Regions from separate parts of the Homo sapiens genome. Here region 1 is linked to region 2. The links are chromatin loops, found by intact Hi-C in ENCODE. Cell type or tissue: Caco-2. All regions are shown on one strand. Each heading gives the region's core, and the rest is flanking DNA. Links, peaks and the distances in the headings are about the cores only. Region 1 has its middle 180 kb from the start of C10orf126. Region 2 overlaps LOC107984171 (a long non-coding RNA gene).

The links. Peaks named below come from ENCODE experiments on the same cell type or tissue, not always from the same donor. Only the 100,000 strongest peaks of a DNase experiment are listed, where the experiment ranks them.
Region 1: it touches region 2 in a loop (1.9-fold over the local background); 3 of 110 quality-filtered maps call a loop at or near these places.

What each region holds. Positions count from the first base shown.
Region 1 is chr10:29,019,428-29,030,391 of GRCh38, reverse strand. No RefSeq gene overlaps it. Among named protein-coding and RNA genes, the nearest start is that of C10orf126, 180 kb to the right of the region's middle. In Caco-2, for the core only: no CTCF peak of the experiment used is centred there; DNase peaks (open chromatin) are centred at 2,182, 4,071 and 7,651.
Region 2 is chr10:29,103,993-29,114,956 of GRCh38, reverse strand. LOC107984171 (a long non-coding RNA gene) reads right to left here. Exons shown (of 5, transcript XR_001747285.1): 4 at 10,874-10,964; 5 at 10,264-10,686. Among named protein-coding and RNA genes, the nearest start is that of LYZL1, 180 kb to the left of the region's middle. In Caco-2, for the core only: no CTCF peak of the experiment used is centred there; DNase peaks (open chromatin) are centred at 5,046, 8,440 and 9,191.

The DNA.
Region 1 (10,964 bases), core at 944-8,943, 84 kb after region 2:
TCAGATCTGAATGGGGTTAACCACTGGTTTTCTGGGTGAGCAACAAATCAGCAAGGAGTAATTTACGTTCTGTGCATTTCCCCCTAAAACATGAATTCTGCAATGATTACCACAATCATTGTCCTGTGTCTAAGTGGCACAGAGACTGTATTCGGATCACAAGATGTGCAATATGCATGAAATGGAGTGATGACAACCTCAAAGGTGATGTGGAAATTGAGCCGCCTCAACACTTGCCCAGCAACCAGCAGGCAAAGAAATCCAGATTTGAGTCAGACTCACACAACTCTCCTGATCAGAACAGTAAAATTTCTGATGCATACCATCACCCACTCCTTCTTCTCTCCTACTCTGACATCAGTTTGCACTTTCTAATAAACAGTTAACCTTTGCATAGTAATCTAAGCATCTCACCTGTATTAATTCATTTAACTCTTGCAATAATCTATTGCAATGATTATCCATATCTTAGAGATGAGGAAACTGGACTTCAAGTCATTGAGGAAATGATCCAAGCTAACACAGCTATAAATGATAGATGTGGTAGCCAGCCTCCAAAAGGGTCTTCGATCATCTTTACATCCTCGTGTCTACGTCCTTGTATTGTCCCATCACACCCTGCATCAGGTTTGGTTCATGTGACCAATAGAATGTGGCAGAAGTGATGTGGAAAGCTCCACATGGCATGGAAATGGAGGTGTCTTATTAACAGCCAGCCCCACCTGCCCACCATGTGAGTGCACCACCTTGGAAGCTGATCCTCCAGCACCAGTTGGGCTTTGAGAGGACCACAGCCCTGAACAACATCTTGACTGCAGCTTCAGGAGAGACCAGGAAAAACAGCATTTGATAATGTTTAATGTTACCTTATGGCACTAAGTTCTGGGCAATTTATTACACAGCAATAGATAATGAATACAGTGTCTCTGGGATTCCAACTTGAATGAATTAACAGCAGCGTGCACACTCTTGACCACTGTGCTAAATGACCTCTCTTATACTAAATCTTATGGGAATTTTATTTGGCTTTTCTTTAATCCCCAGCCTCCTTAGATGTGATCTTTCATTAGCATGAAAAAGAAAATGGCACATAGTGGGGATGAGAAATTGAGGGAGAGGATGGTGACTGGCCACACCTCTCTTTCCCTACTGGACAATTATGTTTGATTAAGAACCGATATTAGGCATCCAAGATTGTCATTGTCCCTTAGGAGCTTATGATCTAACTAGAGAGACAAAGTCTTCATCAATCTAAAAGATAACCAAGACTTGATGTGTAAGTGTTGAAGGAGTGGTACCAGCACACGTAGTAAGCAAGGAGAGATCCCTGACCCCTAAGGCAGCCTGGGCTTGGGGAAAAGTGGGGTTCTGATATGGTTTGGCTCTGCATCCCCACCCGAATCTCAGATCAAAGTGTAATCCCCACATATCAAATTGGAGGAAGGGCCTAGGCGGGAGGTGATTGGTTCATGGGGGTGGATTTCCCCCTTGCTGCTCAAGTAATAGTGAGTTCTCAGAAATTCTGATGGTTTAAAGGTGTGTGGCACTTCCCCCTTCACTCTGTCTCTACTGCTCTGCCATGAAAAGATGTACTTGCTTCCTCTTTGCTTTCCAACATGATTTTAAGTTTCCTGAGGCCTGCCGGTCATGCTTCCTGAACAGCCTGTGGAACTGTGAGTCAATTAAACCTCTTTTCTTCATAAATTACTCAGCCTCAGGCAGTTCTTTGTAGCAGTGTGAAAACAGACTAATACAGCTTCCGTTGAGCATGAAAACAGAATGGGATTCTTCTCTCTCTTGCCAGCAGGAGAGAGCAGAGAAAGCAATGGTGGTGTGGTAGTGATGGATTGTGGGGGATACAAGTGAAGCTCAGTGCAGGAATATCCCAGGACCGTAGGGACCAGTCTTTCTGGAGCACTGGGTTACTGGAGCAATGCAGGGGAAGCAAGACCATGGCTCAGTGTGGCGGAGATCACAGGCTCTGTAGCCGACAGCTAGGTCTGCCCTGTACCAGCTTCCCTACTTCCTGGCCATGTGACCTTGGGGACAGTCACTTTACTTCTTGAGCTCCCAGTTTCCTTATCTATAAGCTACCTTCCTCACCGGGCTGTCATGAGGAATTTTTATCCATTAACAAATATGCGTGGAGCATCAACTATCTGCCCAGCATTGTTCTAGGCTCTTGGGATGTATCTGCAAAGAAAAACAGACCAGGCCGGGTGCGGTGACTCACGCCTGTAATCCCAACACTTTGGGAGGCTGAGCCAGGCAGATCTCCTGAGGTCAGGAGTTCAAGACCAGGCTGGCCAACATGGTGAAACCCCATCTCTACTAAAAAAAAAAAACACAAATTAGCCTGGCGTGGTGGCATGAGCCTGTAATCCCAGCTACTCGGGAGGCTGAGGCAGGAGAATCACTTGAACCCAGGAGGTGGAGGTTGCAGTGAGCCGAGATTGAGCCACTGCACTCCAGCCTGGGTGACAGAGCCAGACTCTGTCTCAAACAAAATAAAACAGACCAATAACCCTGTGGCTCGCCCAAGTACTAACATGACTTAACACATGGAAAGCACTTAGACCAGTGCCTGGAACAAAATGGACACTCAGTGTGTTTAATAAATCTTAGCTATTATTAAGACCAAACAAAGATTGGGGCTGGGTGGTGGGGAATGTTCATCATAACATATTTTCTAAATGAGTTAAATTATCAGTTTGTTGCCGGAGTCACCCAATAAAAGGAATAAACTAAGCTGCTAGATCTTTTTCCCAGGAACTATTCTGCTTTCTGACAAAGTAGGGGAAGAGAAATCTTAGCAGTGAGACACTCAGAGGGTAACTGGAAGCAAAAATGTCCCAACAGACCCCAGAGAGCCATGTGGGATGCTTTGCCGACTGAAGCACACAGGGAGAAACACTATCATTTTAGCAAATTACTGTTTTGTTTTTATTTAAAGAAAAAAACCCTCTGCTCTTCTGGCTGTGAATGAATCGCAGATACTAAGCGCAACCAGATTTCCCAAGTTCCATTATCTTTTCACTCAATAGCTTTGCCCCAAATAGAGCTCTTTGCTTTTACATGAACGTCTGCCAAGTTTTAAAACTCTTCTTTCTAAGAAATCTCACTCTAGAGGATATAGCATCTCCATTCTAGTCCAAAAGAGAGAAAACATGTATTTGAGAGACAGAGAAAGCTGGGTGGGAGCCAAATGGTAGAGGTGATTTCCTATAAAGTGAGGCTTCTGTTCAAATGCAGGATTACCTTTGTATTTGTATAGATCGGAGTTAACCAAACACTATGTCCTCTGAATATGAATTTTGATCTGGGAAACTTGAACCTGGTGTGTTCCTTAAAATATCTTTTTTGTCCTTCTTCCCTTCTTCATCCTCCTTCTCCTCCCTCCCTCCCTCCCTCTTTCTCTTCCCTCCCTCCCTACCTCCCTCCCTTCCTTCTTTCCTTCTTTCCTTTGTTCCTTCCTTCCTTCCTCCCTCCCTTTCTACCTTCTCTCCTGTCTTCCTTCCTTAATGAAAGCAGTCATTCTCCCTGCTCACCTCACCCTTGCAAGTCTTCTCAACTGTAAAGAGAGTAAGAATGTAGCCAGAAATTGAAAAGATTTAGCCAACAACATTATTGCAAAAAAGTCACAGAAATGTTTCTAGCCTGAGTGGATTCACTTGCATGTCTGTGCAAAGTTCAGGGACCCACACAAACATTTTCCTCTTTGTGTATTACAACTGCTACTGGAGCCAGAAATGTATCTGTGAAATAGAATAGAAAATAGAACTGAAAACATGACACACAGATATAAGGTTATGTTTCTCCCCCATGGCACCTTAAATTAAAGTCATTGTGGTAGGAGAAAGCAGAGAAGGAGGAGGAAGAGGAAAAAGCAAGCCACCCTGTCAATGATGTCAACAATGGGAGGGGGTCTGGTTAGTGACCCAGCTCCGTCAGTTTTGTCATCATAAAGCATCTGAATGAATACCTACGGCGGAGGAAGTCATCCCAGGGGCAGGATTCTGCGAGGGCGCTACAGCTGCTCCAGCAGATGGCTCTAGACTGGTCTTGTCGCTAATTGATACATCTTCCCGGGCCTAGGGGGTGACAAAGTAAATGCCTGGAATTCTTTACCCCATTCTACTTTTCCATTTGTAAGGGCTACGTGACGGTAGAACACCTACAGTGTTCTAAGGCAAGAGATTCCCTCTTAGATCCCCACTAAATTCCAGACATAGCTAAACAATCTACCAACTTGCACTCTTCCCAACAAGCCTCCAAGGCTGGTGTTATCTCGGTTTTGCAAGTGAGGAATCCACCTCCAAGAGGCTAAGTGCATCGCTCAGGGTCACACATTTTGTTGGTACAAAATCAAGATTGGAAACCAACCTTATCTGCTCTAAAGCCCATGGTCTTTTTCTTCACCACCTGTCTCAGTCCTCATGGTAGTGAAGAGCGTATGACCCGTCGTCCCACCAGCTTCCCTTTGAGCTAACTTTAGTTGGGTGGTTCTGCACACAGGGTTTTCTACAACAACCCTATGAGGCCTTAATTCCAAATATGGTCCTCATTTTAAACATAAGTCCTTGCCAGGCGCGGTGGCTCATGCCCATAATCCCTCTGCTTTGGGAGGCCACAGCGAGAGGACTGCTTGAGGCCAGGAGTTTTGAGACCATCCTGGGAAACATAGTGAGATCCCATCTCCACAAAAAATAAATAGAAAAATTAGCCAGGCATGGGGTGTGTACCTGCAGTACTAGCTATTTGGGAGGCTGAGGTGGGAGGATCATTTGAGCTCAGGAGGTCAAGCCTGCAGTGAGCCATGATCACACCACTGCACTCCAGCCTAGGAGACAGAACAAGGCCATGTCTCTAAAAACAAAAGCAAGATAAGTACTGCAGCTCCTAGGTGGTGGATGCCTACCACGTACTCATTCTGAAGCCACGCTTGTGCAACTGCACCACGTTGGTGAACAATAGCTTTGGCCGCCAAAGTGCTACTGCCACAGACCAGAGAATTTAGATTTGGGGCTGAGCTTCACCTCTCATCACAGAGGCTACTAGCACAGATTCACTTACCCAGTTATCTTTAGACAACTCCCCAAACAGCATTTCCTTCAACAAACAAGGCTTCAATGCAAACTTGTTTCCTCTCAGTATAAGGGAACTTGTAAAAGAAGAGCCTGCCAGTTGAAAACTAAAAAGTCCATATGTAGTGGAGTTTAGCTTTTTTTGGGGGGAGGTGGGGGAAGTCTGGATCTAACACCCAGGCTGGAGTAGAGTGGTGCAATCTTGCCTCAATGCAACCTAATTTTTGTATTATAGAGATGAGGTTTCACCATGTTGGCAAGGCTGGTTTTGAACTCCTGGCCTCAAGAGATCCGCCCGCCTCGGCCTCCCAAAGTGCTAGAATTGCAGACACAAGCCACCGTGCCTGGCCTAGACTGTAAATTTTTTTAAAAAGTTGTTTCTTTTTGCATAGATTACCTTTTTTTTTTTTTTTTTTTTTTTTTTGAGACAGGGTCTCACTCTGTCACCCAGGCTGGAGTGCAGTGGCACAATCTAGTCTCACTGCAACCTCCACTTCCCGGGCTCAGGGGACTCTCCAGCCTCAGCCTCCAGAGTAGCTGGGACTACAGGTGCATGCCATCACGGCTGGCTAAATTTTGTATTTTTAGTAGAGATGGGGTTTCGCCATGTTGCTCAGATAGGTCTCGAACTCCTGAGCTCAAAGCCTTCCACCTGCCTCAGCCTCCCAGAGTGCTGGGATTACAGGCGTGAACCACTGTGCCTGACCTAATTTCCCTTTTTTTTCCTAAGAGTTGCTCTTGTTTCTGTCCAGTTCCATGCTGGTCCTCCAGTCTTTCCTTTGATTCTGTGAGCTCCTCAGTATTCTTCTAACAAATGCCTTTTCTAAGCCAGGGTCAGTTTCTGTTGCTTACAAACTAAGAGCTCTGATGTTCTCTATGTTAAATACATAAATATAAATTATTATTTTACATTTATCCGGAATTCATTTAAGTATAAAATTAAATAATCTAAGCCCCATGATTTTTATGGGAAACAAAAAGACAGGACAGGAAACCACAAGAGTCTTGCTATTTTGCTTCTGTTTGTTTATTTAATGTAACTTGAGTATATAGAACAACTGTACATTTTTTCATATGACCACACTTTTAATATTTTCTATGATAAACGTCCCTTATGTTTATCATGCCCATCCACTAAAACTTTGTCTAGAAATAAATTTACAGTCATGATGTTAAGAAGGTCTCTGCAGATTCAACTCTACCTCCTACACTTTCCTTATGTTCATAGCTGGACAAAAAAAATATGAATTTTCATAACAATTACTCTTGTGTGAAATTCTCCTGAATTGAAGAAAAGCTGCGTCGTGTTCAATATTTTATTAGTAATCTACTGCCACAAAAATGCTGGGTAGCAAACATTCCAAAACCCAGTGGTGTAAAGTAATAAGCACTTGCTTAGCTCATGAGTCTATGGTCAGCTGGGCACTTTTTCAGGGCGTGGCTGGGCTTACTCAAACAATGACAGTCACCCAAAATTGGTTTGGCATCTCTGCCGATCTTGGCTGGGTTAATTCATATGTCTGATAGTAGGGAGCTGGCTGTCAGCTAGCCTAGGACAGCCTCAGCTGAGACAACTCAGGTGACCGGTCTCATTTTCAAGCATGGATATGTTCTCATGTGAAAAAGAAAGGAGACAGAACTGTGCAGGCACTTTTTCAAGAATCTACTTACCTCGAATCTGCTAATACCTCTTTAGCCAAAATTACAGGCCCAAACTCAGAACCCAACACTAGAGAACTATGTTCCATCTCTTGATGGGAAAAACTCCAAAGCACATCGCAAAGGGCATAGACACAGGATGGATTGGGGTCATTAATTCAATTCATCTACCACAAATAGAGAATAGTATTTTGTAGCTGGACGCAGTAGCTCATGCCTGAAATCTCAGCACTTTGGGAAGCCAAGGTGAGAGGATCATTTGAGACCAGGAGTTCAAGACCAGCCTGGGCAACAGAGTGAGACCTCGTCTCTAAAAAAAAAAAAATTAATTAATTAAATAAAAATTAAAAAGAATATACTATTTTGTATCCTTTATTTTTAAATAATTTGAAAAAGTGGTAGGCAGCCATACTCTTTGTAATATAGAACAAAACATTTTTACTCTTTGCAAAAGTTAAGCTCCAACAATATTAAATTTAGTATCTACTATGTACTCAGCAGTATAAAAGGGACTACAGATGATCTCAAAGAGGTATAATGCAGAGAAATAAATAATACTATAAACTCTTTGAATATTACATTGCTTCCAATTTCATCAAGTTAACAAAAACACAGTTGATATGAAGCTGTTCTGTTCTTTCAGAGCCAGGCTCTAAAGTCATAAGCAATTCAAATATCTCACAAAGGCCGGTTTCACAGCTTGGTATTTATTATTGCTCCCGGACAGAACGCGTCTCGGGAGAATACCACTGACCAGAGAACCCCTAGGTGGTAGGCGCTGCTGCTGGGCCCCATTATGGAGACAGAGAGCAGCAGCTTGAGGGATGTTTTCGGTGCTTAGACAAGCTCTTCTGCTTCCTCAAACAAACAGGTCACTTGCAGACTCAATCCTCATGAGCAAACACTGCCCTGGAGACCTTCAGATGCAACACGCAGATAAAGGACACAGGTGGCCCTAGATCCTTTCTGTGCAACCAGTCAGACCGTAAAACACAACACAGGCTGAAGCTCGGGGCCAGTGTCAAAATGGGGCTCAGACATGTGCGTGTGTGTGTGGCACGCGTGCACACATATCTCTGTGGTGGGGGTTAGAGAAAACAGCAAATTAAAAGAGAAATAAAATATTTAAACTATTTTCGACAGCAAAAAGAATTGAGCTGCCACATTCAGCGTTTTTAAGTCCCAAGAAAACATTCTTTCTAAGCTGCTTGGTGAGTGACGGTGGTGCTAGGACAGAGGATTTGTCTTAAATGCATGACCAAAAAAAAAAAAAAAAAAAAAAAAGACAACAGTGGCAAACGACATCTTTCAAGAGTATTGAGGCTTCCTGAACACATTGTTTTATGACAGTGGTTCATCTGCAGGCCTTCACAAAAGCAATCAAAAAGCTTTTTTTTTTTCTTTAAGTAGAACATTCATATTCTGCTCATCTAGTAACTGTTCAATAGAATATGCAATTTTACTACTAAAAATATCAAATTACTAATTGAAAAACAACAGTTTACAATTTAGGGATTTCCAAAGACCTCAGTAGTTTTGCACCCTAACAAAAGATACATTTCCTAAACTATATGAGGGGCCCTTCTGAGTCACTGTTTGGTTATTTGTAGTTTTTGCTGCATGAAGTAATAGAATGACAACTGAGTTCAGTCTAAAGATCGAGGCTGTCAGGTCTGCTGCGTCCCTCTTTAGGGGTACCCTATCTCCTCTCTGGAACCTAGGTTCCCCTCTGTTTAACTCCTGCATGCAAGTTTTTCTTTGCTAATATCCTGGCAGTTTGCACCAGAAAGTTTTTAGAGTGAACCAATATAATTAAGTGTATTTTTTCCAACATATGATGTTGCAACAAAAAGACCAGTGGTGGAACCATTTTCCTCAAACCATTTAACAGCCTCCAGGGAGGTAGGATTTCCTTTCAGAGTAAACTATATTTCAATTCATAGAATGTTTTTATTACCAAAATTGGACTAAGTAATTGACTGTTTTGGAATCGATTCCTCCATTGTCTCAATAACAATTAGCTAATGAAACATTGCATAGTAAAATGATAATCTGAAGAAATGCAGGTAAGAGTTCCTGTAGTCATTTGCTATAAAACCATCTTGCCTTCCCCAATTACTCTTTGACTGCTCAGGATATGATCAGTACATTGAAATCGATCCTAAAACTTGACATATTTACCAGCTTGCAAGTATACAGCAATGTTCACTGTAATGAAACAGGGCAGTAATGATGTTTTTATACTGCTTCATGGGTGCATTCTGAAACATTATTCACACAGAGACAGAATGCAAGCAGCACTAGAACCCCAAACAGTGCATTTCTTTCTCATGCAATCTATATACAATGAAGCTGAGCACATTTTCTTTTTCTTTAAGTTCTCAGCTTTGACTACTTTTTCTTTTTTTTTTTCTTGAGACTGAGTCTTGCTCTGTCGCCCAGGCTGGGCGCGATCTTGGCTCACTGCAAGCTCTGCCTCCTGGGTTCACGCCATTCTCCTGCCTCAGTGTCCTGAGTAGCTGGGGCTACAGGCGCCCACCACCACGCCTGGCTAATTTTTTTTTTTTTTTGTATTTTTAGTAGAGATGGGGTTTCACCGTGTTAGCCAGGATGGTCTCGATCTCCTGACCTCATGATCCTCCCGCCTCGGCCTCCCCAAGTGCTGAGATTACAGGCGTGAGCCACCGCACCTGGCCCATTCTTTTTTATTTCAACCATCATCCATTTGAAATATTTACTAGCACTGCTTGGTGCAAAATATCAAACTAACAAGAACTGAAAGACTGACTCTGCTCTTAGGAAGCATACAATATTGATAAGGAAATAAGACGTGAACACAAAAAACATAACTATCACTATGTACCAAATGTGGTCCACCATAGAGTCAGATTCGTGGTCCTGATTCTGTATTCTCTGGATCGCAGTAATCAGGGTCAGCTGGCCAGACCATCTAGGAAGAGGCCATTTGTGCAGAGATATGGGTAGAATCTAAATGGGGTTAACATATGCAAGAAAGGGAATGAAACATGCTATAAGCATTTCTTTTTTTTGAGAGGGAGTCTCGCTCTGTCGCTCTGCCAAGTGCAGTGGTGCGATCTTGACTCACTGCAAGCTCTACCTTCTGGTTCAGGCCATTCTCCTGCCTCAGGCTCCTGAGTAGCTGGGATTACAGGCGCCTGCCACCACGTCCAGCTAATTATATATACATATATATATATATATATATATATATATATATATATATATATACACACACACACACACACACACACATATATTTATAAATATATAATTTTTTTTTAGTAGAGATGGGGTTTCACCGTGTTAGCCAGGATGGTCTTGATCTCCTGACCTCGTGATCCGCCGGCCTCAGCCTCCCAAAGTGCTGGTGATTACAGGCGTGAGCCACCGTGCCCCGCCGCCATGAGCATTTCTAATTTTCTCAAAAGACAAATGTGCATTTCTAATTCCACCTGTGATTACAGCTATTATTTCTTTTCTTTTTACACTTGCTATTATCCACCTTTCCTAGATGCCTGTTTCTCTTGAATTTTATCTTCACACACTTTTCAGCTACCCTACCTTTGTCCCTGGGCACAAACTTGAGTTGTGGCTACACCAACTTGCCCCACTTTTCAACACTAGAAATAGTCATTAGCTGCTGTTTTTCCAGAAATGAAAAACCTGACAGAAAGACAGAAATGTGCCCATAAGAATCTTGTTTGTGGGCACCTCTTATAAATGCATGCTATTTGCTATTGATAAAAGCAGCATCAATAAATAAAACAGCTTCGTGAATGACCATTTATCTGGGAGAGTCATCCTTTTCTTTACTGTCCGAGAGGTGTGACACCAGTCAAAAACTAACATCATTTTGCTTAAAGCTCTAGGTGCTAGCCATGCAAAGTTGGTGCCAGTACGTCTGGTAGGTGGATTGACGCCACTTTCTATGGTCAGCTTGGCCACAGTGAACGAGCAATCTGTGCTGCCATTACATTGCCTTGAGCTATAAGAATGTTCTTTCTTTTAAAGTTAGGGGTATTTTTAGTCCTTTATTTATTCATTTGTTGTTGTTGTTGTTATACAGGTTCAGGATTCCCTATCTGAGATTCTTGTGACCAGAAGTGTTTGGGTTTTGGCTTTTGGGGATATTAGAATATTTGCACTGTACTTACCAGTTAAGCATCCCTCATGTGAAAATCCAAAGTCCAAAATGCTCCG
Region 2 (10,964 bases), core at 1,389-9,388:
ACTGCTCAGAAATTAACCCAATATTATGCTCATTGAGACACACATGCACACACACACACTTTGAAGTGCAAGGATGTTTGTGCCTCAGCATAGTTTGGATGTTCTGTATGTAGATATATTTTAGTCTTGGAAAATGCTGAAATACTAAGGGTTTATCCATGTAACTATGGAGTCTCACGCAGGATCACCTTACCTCATTGGAACAACGTGGTCCCTCTCACCATGGCCCTTTGCTTGAGGTGAAATGTATTCACCTTCTCTTTTTCTTTCCTCCAACAATCTATTTTTTCCTCCCTCACACACACAGTCCTTGACCTTTTACCCTTGGTGAAAGCACTGATTCAGCCTTTACAGAGGATCTGGGTGCAGTGAAAGAGAGGGATGGCCCACCTCTCAGTCTGGGAGGTGCAACCAGGATTGAGTCTGAAGGTGTTTCGGAGATGTGGGAAGGTCTGTGATCATGCCAGACACTCAGCATGGCACTGGACTTGGGTCCAAATGCCTTCACATTAGTCTGACCACAATTCACACAAAGGCTTTGAGGATCTAATTCTGCATTCAGAGATCAGCCTTGTTTATAAGGCAGCTCACAGTTCAATGAACGTCATTCTTCCCCAGAGAGGTGCGTTGGGCACAGACAACCAAGTTTGGCAGCGTGCATCTCTCAGAGCAATAAATATCTGACACACAAACAGATGACAGCGATGAAAATGGTGCTCTCTTTGGGAAAAGAGCCAGATAGCAAAAGGACAATTTCGGAAGTGGCCCATTATCTGCTGTGACCAACTTTGAGCCGACAAATACATCAGTTGTTGCTATACCTTTTTCTTCAAAATTCTACCTAGCAGGGACTAAAATGAGTTTTTCCTTAATAAGGAATCAAATTCCTTAAGAATTTAGGAAGATCTAGAGGAATCAAATTTCTCCAGATTCAATGTAGCTCTTGAGGGAATAACACTCTTCTCTTCATCACGTGTTTTCTCACTTATCCTTGAAACTTCACATCAAACCCTCAAAACCTGTAACAAACGTGTTTGCTCCTACTGCTGTTGGCGCCCTGGGTATCTGGGGTCCCAGCCCTAAGACATCCCTCTAGGCAGCAGAAACAAGGCTGCCCTGGTGACGTGGGGGCATGCACTTTGTCTGGGGTTTATGGTTCAATAAGCAGAAGTGACTCACTGAAATAAGAAAGTGGCTCGAACCCGACAGGGGTGCAATCAATATGGATATTTTGGGCTGCCCTTCATGCTTCAGCAAGTGTCCCGGATGCCTGTTATCGTCCTCTTTGTTCACCCTTATTGTCCGGACAACCTCACAATAGAAACTGCATACACTTCAGATCCAATCACAGTTTAATAAACCCACTCTTCCCCGCTAGCTCTTAGGAAAATGTATACACTGGCACAGAAAGGCCTGTCTGTTCAGCTCAGTGATAGGAGACGGGAAGGGAAAAAATGCAAAGCCATTTTGCTTATCGTCTCCTTTTGCTCCTGTTTCTCCAGGCACCCTCCGGCAATCTCAGCTGAAATCTGGCTTTAGAGCTACTTAAGCCAGGCTCCATTTCCTCCTGGTGACACATTCCTGATAGCCCTGCCCCGATGGCAGTCAAACACTGGAGGGCTATGGGCTCTCCGCTAGGCCAGTTGACTTCAGATCTCTACCTTTGTGTTCTCTCTTTCCTGCTTTCATTTATAGCCCTCTCTTTTCAGGCACACATACAAACACACATACACACGCACACACACACACACAGAGAGAGAGAGAGAGAGAGGAAACTTTTTAGGAATATTGCAAACTATTTAACTCCATGGTCAAAATTTTTTTCTTCCTGTCCTTTTTTTTTCTTGTTCTATTATTTCCATCCCCTTCCTGTGGTTTTGCTCCTGCCTGGATCTGCATTATGCCGAGTGCAGGGAACATTCTGTGCTCTATAGTCTGTCTCCAGCCTTTATGGCAGAGCTGTTTCCTGGCTTCCGATATCACTCGCTCCCCTCACCAGCAGAGCCCTTTGAACCTCTCGTTAGCATCTATCACTTTCCCGCTCATAACTTTGTGATTCTGCACACTTGGCGATCTCATCTTCTAAACTGTAAGCTTCCTAAGGGAGGGAGCAGGATTGTACTCATTTTTGAATCTCCAAGTACCTAGGAACATGCCTTGCTTTTGCAAATGGTTTTGATGAATGACCAAATGAACATCTACAATGAAACCTGTTCTCTTCCATTTAGCTCTTTCTGTTGTTCTTCAGCATCGTCACCAGTGGAACATATAAAACGCAAGGAGGTGAGATTTGTGCTTGTTTAGTATAAATGCGTTTGCTGGTTAAATATATATACATATATATTTATATGTATATACACGTATATATTTATATATATACAAGTATATATATTTATATATACACATATATATTTTTATATATATATACACACACATACATACATACATATATATATAGAGAGAGAGAGAGAGAAAGGCAGAGACAGAGAGAGAGATCTCCCTCTGTCACCCAAGCTGGAGTACAATGGCACTATCATAGCTGACTACAGCCTCAAATACCTGGGTTCAAGCCATCCTTCCACCTCAGCCTCCTAAGTAGCTGGGACTGCAGGTGTGCACCACCAGGCCAGTTAATTTTTTTATATTTTGTAGAGATGGGGGTCTCACTGTGCTGCCCAGGCTGGTCTTGAACTCTTGACCTCAAGCAGTCATCCCTCCTTGGCCTCCTAAAGCACTGAGATTACAGCTGTGAGCCACTGTGTCCTGCTGGTGAAATATCATTGTGCCTGACTGTGTTACCCAGTGGCTCCATGAACATGTTAGTCGCTGCTGACCTTGATGGGGGTAGCACTTGCAGGCCTCGTGGAGCCAGACACTAACCGTGGGCCCAGCAGAGCTGGCTCTTGGCTCCCCAACTACATGGGAAGCCACCTACACGACCCTGGATAAGGCTCCTGTCTGTCTTCAGTTTTGTCACTTGTAAAATAGGAATAACAACAGCTATCTCATGAAATAGGAGTGAAGATTAGAACTGAAATATACAGAGTACCTAGTACAGTTCTTGGCACAAAATTGGCCCCCAATAATCCAAATGCATTTTTACTTTACTTATTTGTGCTGTCTCCTTCCCCATGACCATGGGCAATGACAGCACTACCAAAATGCCAGAGAAAAGATACAGAAGAGAGGTAGAAATGGACAGAACTTCCCGCCTGCCTCCTTTTTGCCTCTGATATCCAAGTTTTGTTAATAGAAAGAAAATGTTGACTCTTCCAAAAAATGTAGGTGAATTCCTAAATCTTCAAATATAGACTTGAAGGTGCATTTTAGAATTGTCAGATAAAGTCACATGTTGAAGGGTTTTGTGGAAATATTTTCATTCATCAAACATCTTGCAGAAATAATAAGTACTCTGAGGAACTTCAAAGAAGGGAAAAGATACGGCCCCCTACTTTTGAGTTTGTATTAATAACACGTGGCCAAACTAGCTTTTCACTTCCCTGAAAGACTATGACCCAGCTCAAGCACTTGCTCTCAATGGCTACCTTTCTTGCTAGAAGGTTCCATGATTGCAGGTCAGCACTTGGGCCAGGGCTCTATTTCTCTTGGCTAAGCTTCCTATAGATAATCAGACCATTGGGTTTACATCATCCAAAATAGAACAAGGATCATTAATCCCTCCCACCAGAGAGTTTGTATCTGACTGGCTTTCTGCACAGCAGAGGATAATAAAAAAGAAAAGCAAAAAGGAAGGGAGACAGGAATGAAGAGAGAATGAATGCAATTTCTTTGTTCAAGCATCTATTAAGCACCTGCTACGTGGTAGACACTTCCTAGGGCAACACTTAGAGAGGTAAAAGAAAAATGAAGAGAGCTTGGCCAGAGAAAGCCAGGGAATGAAAGTCTTCCAAGAAGGAAGGGCCATTAGTTATGTGAATATGAATAAAGTTGCCACTGGATTCAATGGTAAGACAGTCACTGCTATTCTGGGGTAGAAGAATTTCAATTAAATGGTGGCAGCAGAAACAAAACTGTGATAGGACAATGAGACTCTCTGGTCCGCAGCTGTATTCCCACACCAGCACTGTGCCTGGCAATGTACTTGTTGACCGGCTGATGGTTGTGATGGTGACAGCATATGATTGAAATTCTCCCAGGTCACCAAGAAGTGTGCAGAGGCCAAAAATATATGTACTTGCTTTACCTAGCAGATGGAAACTGTGGTTTCAGCTGCAGCATTTTATTGAAACTCTTCTACCCTAGAATAGTGTAACTGCCCCATGGGGTCACCTTGCCCGCTGGTGGGTTCCAGGTTGGCATTTTATTAAGTAAATGTGACCTAGGGACAGAGCAGTAACTTTCACCAAAGGTAGCAGGCACAGGCAGAAAGGAAAGTTTCTCACAATAGCCTGCAGCACTGCTACATGATAACCTGACCCCGAATTGTCTCCCCAGGGGTAGGAAGTTTTCTGGAAAACCTAGGCAGCAATCAAGGATGGCTGCTCAAATTTCCTGCCCTTCTTTTCCTACCATCCCAGGAAAATTCCCACCAGGACACAGCATTTGGGGTAGGAGATTGATTCTGTGCTAATTAACAGTCCAAATTCACAAGCACCATGAGGTAAAGCTTAGGTACTCTTGGGCTTGTTCAAGGCCAAGTTCAGACTATGAGTAAACCAATTTAACTCTATGGCTAAACCCACCACGGCACCAGTGAACCAGAGTGACCTGCTGCTCAAACATTTTTCCATCAAAGCACATTTGCCACTTAAACTATTCAACCCCATGGAGGCTGAATTTTGTTTCTTTTTTTTCCAAGTGTCAAAAATACGTTACTCACTTAGAAGAGGACTGCCATTACAATCTCTAAGATTTCCTTGATTTAGGAAAAGCAGAAGGAATTAGCACAAGCAGGAAAGAGGCAAGAACAAGGGAGCGAAAGGCCACAGGAGGCAGGAAGGGCCATTTGTGGTTAAGCAGGTATCACATAAAGACGGTCCCGGACTTTGATAATTGAGTGCGTCTGTGATGTGTGAATGAGGCCCTACAGCCGGGGACTGCACTCCAGCTTTGGTTTTTGATCTCTGTCAGTAATGAGATGCCAGCAGCCCCTACTTCAAAGCCTTAACTGATACCGATAATCTCCTGAAAGACTCCCAGAATTTCAAGTGATCTCTCAAACTAAAGTTTGGAGGATTACATAGACAACAGCACAGATGATGGAAGAGGCATTGCTTGTTTGATATTTGCTCTTTGATTTCTTTTAAATGTTTTATTATCAGTTTCCCAAAGGGCTAGTCTGTAGTTTCCAAACCCTTAACGCTAAAGATTAGCATTGTCAGATTATCGCTGTCTGGCTACTGGGAAGACCACGGGATATCCATAAATTTTATCTTTCCTTTTTTTAAAAAAAATCCCAATTGTCTGTAAAAACACAGCCACTCCAGATTCAGTGACAAATGTCGTGCAGAGTAACACTATCCAGCCTGCAATGGAGACAGAGCTTTCCTGAAAAATCTGTAGCCACTCCAAGGTTACTCTCAGATTCTTTTGAGGTTTAATCTCTTTTCTGAAACAGTTGTGCCCTCATGGAGCGGGAGGAGTTGGGACAAAAGGCCACAGGCTATGAGAAACATGTTATAAAGCAGCACGAACATTTGTTTCTGGTACCCAATTATGCTTTAAGTTGAAAGCATATAATTTTCAAGACATGTTGTACCAAGAAACATATCTGGAGTATTTTATAGCAGACGACCTTACACTCTGGAAGCAAAATAGCAGGGCGAGGTCATGCCTCATGACCTGGTCTTCTGTTACCCTCAGGCATGAAAAAAAAAAAAGCAACATTTCAGTGCTCCAAGAAAACACATGCGACCCAGAGGTTAGAGGCAACCATGAATTCATCTGCTTAAAGAAAGGTATAAGAACTTTACACCCTCAATATACATAAAATTCACTCTAAAGGATTTCTCAAAGTTAGAATACCAAGAATCCTGCAATATGTCATATTCTGGTCTAAGGATGTGATACCTCTCAGCTCTATCAGGCCAGGGACCCAACCTCTCTGGTCCACAGCTGTATTCCCACACCAGCACCATGCCTGGCAATGTGCTTGTTGACCGGATGATGATTATGATGGTGACAGCATATGATTGAAGTTCTCCCAAGTCACCAAGAAGTGTGCAGAGGCCAAAAATACATGTCTTTGCTTTACCTAGTCAATAGAAACTGGTCTCAGCTTCAGCGACAGCATTCAGAATTCACAGAGGTTTGGTAACCTCACTGATCTGATATGGCTGCTGTGGCAGAGGTTGCTAACACTCACTAATATCCCCTTCCTGGGCCCACAGCTATACTGCACTTCTAGTCCCCTGGCATCTAGGCAGGGCCATGTGGCTGGTTCTCACCAATGGAGAGTGAGTGGGAGAGATGTAGGCCACTTCTTGCCTGAGGCAGCTTAAAAGCAAATGGGTCTTCTCTACCATCTCCCCCTTCCCCCATCTATAACTTAATGCTGAAGAAGATGAGGCCCTAGAATGGGAGAAAGCATAGAAGAAGCGTGACTGCCCATATGAAGCAGAACCCCACTGCATTGCACTGGACTGTGTTATGAGCAAGAAATAAGCATGCCCTAGGTTAGCTCTCGAGGGCTGTTTGTTACAGCATGTAGCTTACCCTGACTGATGCAGACAGTAAGTGGTGGTGGAGGTGTTGTCTGAATCTAGCTCTGTTTCTCTTGAAATCTGGGTTCTTCTGCATTGTCAATGGCCTTGCAGGTTAAAAAATACAACTGCAGAAACTCAGTCAACTTCAATGTCAATGTCACCTCTCCAGGTAGCTTTTCTGTTTCTCCTGTCTGGGTTGGGAACCTGTTCTCCTTGTCCTATTGCTCCTTGTGTACTTTTTTTTCTCTAGTCCTTGCCACATAAATGTTGAATGTATGTTTGATTCATATCTCAATCCACAGAGGCAACATAAGTCTAGCAAGCAGTAGTTTGCTCATTTAATGTTTATTTATCCATATCAAACTAAAGGGAATCATCTTGTTCCTTGAATTTTCTGCCTAACAAGGTGAAACAAAGCTAGTCAAAGTAAGACAAAGCAAAAAATAAGACTAGAAAAAGAAAACAAAATGAAACACTCTGAGTCTGATTCCATGGTGCTGAAGGTCCCACTACAATGCATTGGTCTACAAGTGTAGTTCAGTGAAATAAAGTTCAGTGTTTCTTTGAGGACTCAATAAATTGCTTGGATTTTGGTTCCCAAGCCCAGCTCTGATCTGGCTCTGGAGTCAGCTCACCTGGCTGTGTTGGACCTGGGCCCCACCGAGTTCTCTGAGTTAGCACCTGTCAAGAATGAAGGACTTGAACGTGCACCAAGATGACCCCGACACTCAGTCCAGGCTATTGGTACAAATGTGGAAAGAAGAGGAAATGTGTTCCGTTTGCCTTGTCTCAATGGCAGGACTTGAGGACCTGGTCCCCAACAGCTGGCCTTAGAGAGGGCCCAGCATGTCAACTCAGACCTCTGCTGGGTCCCAGCTTCCTCTCTGGCACTGAGAATATTTAAACACTGTCCCACAAGGTGCCTCTCTCTTTGTCTTCTGAGACATCTAGCTCACTTGTGGCCCTCATCCACAGCACTTCAGGGCCACGGATAGAGTGACACGGGTGTGGGTACACCACTGACAGAGGTGCGGTTTGTAAGACAGGCCCACTGTGGTCTAGACAACATTTCAAAACCATCTCAGAACATCATCGGGTGGGATATGGGAAAGAAGTCATCTGTTCTGTTGGGCACAGTGACAAGACAGCACATGTCTTTGCTGGTGCCATGGTGTAAGAACTTCAAGCTTTGATTTTATTTTATTTTTATTTTTTTGAGATGGAGTCTTGCTCTGTCACCAGACTGGAGTGCAGGGCACGATCTTGGCTCACTGCAACCTCTGCCTCCTGGGTTCAAGCGATTCTCCTGCCTCAGCTTCCCGAGTAGCTGGGATTACAGGCACGTGCCACCACGCCCAGCTAATTTTTGTATTTTTAGTAGAGATGGGGTTTCATATTGGCCAGGATGGTCTTGATCTCTTGACCTGGTGATCCACCAGCCTTGGCCTCCCAAAGTGCTGGGATTATAGGTGTGAGCCACCACGCCCAGCGCAAGCTTTGATTTTAAGTTGAGAAAAGAAAAAGACTTTTAAAAGTTTGGAATTGATTGCTCAATTGCCATTGTGCTGTTATAACAGTAATACCAGAAAGGAGAGATCAGTTATTGTTCTATTGTCTCCCTTTCTCTCTTCTCTTGTCCCTTCCATACCCCACACCTCTCCGATGAGCAAAGCCAGCTGATATTTACTGTGTTCTGAGGACAGATGAGAAATGTGGGTACAGCACACATCACACAGTTTCCTGTGCAGCCAGCAAGCTGAAGGACTGTTCCGGGAACTCTCCGTGCATCACTCGGTGGAGCTATTAGACTTAGTTCCTCTCAGGGCCTTTACATTCTTTGGGCTCTGTGATTTTGTAAGAGATTAGACCTGTTTCCAAGCAGGTTCTGTTTACCTGGGAGCTACTCTACCTTTCTTAAGTCCAGGAACTTCTCACTAAGACTTCCCCCACAACCCAACACAACACACACAGGAAGAGGAGCATCTAGAAAGAGGGACATGTTGCCTCTACTGACACCAGTAGTATTTGATACTCACAGGTGAAAGGAACGTAGCTCATGATCATCCCTAGATAATTCAGTCACATAATCTCCTGAATTTCTTTTTCCTCTACTTGGGGGTTCTAAGGGTGAAATGCATTCATGCGTGTAGAACAATGTGAATAGTGTCTGGGTAAATACAACATAAGCATTTGCTATGAATGCTATTATTGGTTGCATTTTAGATGAAGTAAAACCTTCTGGGTAACTAGTCCCGGGAAAGCTAACAGTAGGTTGCATTTAATGTTGAAACACTTACTCATAGTCATGCATGTAAAGAGGTTGTCCTGGAAAATTTGGGAGGTGGTAAAGATATTCTAGTGTCTTCCACTTCCCTCTCATCTTCTGCTGTAGATTTTCTGCTTCTTTATCCCCATCTGCCTTGTGCCCCTCACTACCTCCATGGCCTCCTAGACAACTCTTCTGGCGTGGACCTCACCGTGGAGCCCTAGGGCCCCAAATACCTTCTTCCCCTTCCAGTGAAACAACATCAGCCTGTCACATAGCTAACTTCAGCTAGTTCTTATCACTAATTTAAATAAACTCACCCTCAAGGTTTGCATGACTAATGGATTTAAAATGTTGGCCCTTTCAGGGAGGGCTGGGGTTGCAGTTTTTTTCTCCTCAGTTTGGCATCAAATCTCACCATTTATTCAGTCCAGAATTATTTACAGAGTGTCTACTATGTGTCAGGAACTGTTTTATGCACTGGAGATATGATAATAGGCAAGATGGGCCTTCCAGGAATTTCTATTGTATGGATGAGATAGACAGTAAACAAGTCAACAAATGAATAAATATAATTCAGCCAGTTATTTAGGATCTTACATGCTGCTCTCTTTCCAGCAGCCTCTAAAGCTATAGGGCTTGGTCTTGAATTGCTGTGGATAATTCACGTGAGAATATTTGAATGTTGAGAGTCAAGCGTTCAAAGCAGCAGCCAGGCAGAAGGAGAAAAAGAGATGTTTTCAGATACGTCATGAACAGGTTGCCCTCTGATTTGACCTTGTCCCTTCCTCCCACTGGTGCTGTGCCCAGCTCCAAACATACTGGATTCCTACTGCAGCCTATCAAATATTTACACTGACATTACAAATATATATATTATTTACTTTAGCTTCTATAAAATATTTACACGTCATGCTAAATATACACAATATATTATATTGCACTGTGTTTTTCCTGCTGCCAGTCAGAGAGACTGTCTGGAACTTTCCCAAAATCATGAGAAAAGACCAGGGCGAAGGGAGAATGCAGGGTGGGCATATTAGGAGAAAGAAGTTGTGTCTACCTGCATCCAGGGAAAGTGCTCCCCAGGGAAAAGCAGGACGTCGAAGATCTGTCCAAGAGAAAATAATTGTGCACTTTGTCCTCCATACTTTTCCTCTACATTTAGTTCCTGGTTCAAAATAAGCACTGAGACTGAGGTCAGGCAGAGTTCAAACAAACAGAAGCTCTCACTCACCTCTGACATTGGAGATACCAGTTAGATAGGTCCATTGGATCAAATCCCAGGGCAAGGAGCTCAGAACCCCTTGTAGGGGCTCACAGAATGGTCCACAGAATGCTTTAGAAAATCTTGGCAGCCCTGCTCAGGTGCCCAACACATCACTGTGCTTCCCACCCATAGGAGGGGCCACCCATACCCACTGTCCATCTCACACCACAGGTGAGGTTAAACCATGGTGGCTGTGAAGCTGATGCCTCTGAAATAGACTCTTTTTCAATTACATTATAACACTGAATGTGTATTCCTGCACAAAATACCTCTCAACCTGATCTTGCATCTCCTTTTCTGCTTCCTGATGATCTGAGTGCCTGGCAGACAAGACTGTCTTCAAAGTCTTCGCTCATTCCACTTGTCCCTTTAAAAATGTCCCGATGGGTACATAGATGATCATCTTCAAGCTTTGTATCAGCGATATTTCCCTCTGCGTTGTGTCTTGAAGTCAAGGTCTGTTTCTCCTCCAAGCCTATTGTCTTCTTCAGGGTCCAAAAACATGATCTTGGCTTAATAACTTTATGATGGATCCAATGTTTATAACCAAAGGTGGACCTTGCTTAGTCAGGGCATAAATTGTATCATTTCAGAATCAGTAATGTTCCACGCTTCAGAATCTCCTGCCACAGGGGTCTAGATGAGCCCAAGGCAAAGAAGAAAAGGTCTTACCTTGTGGATGTCACTGATTCCATGTTCATCTGCTGCATCAGTGTTATGTTATTTATGCGAGATGCTGATGGAAGCCTCATCTCAGTCCATA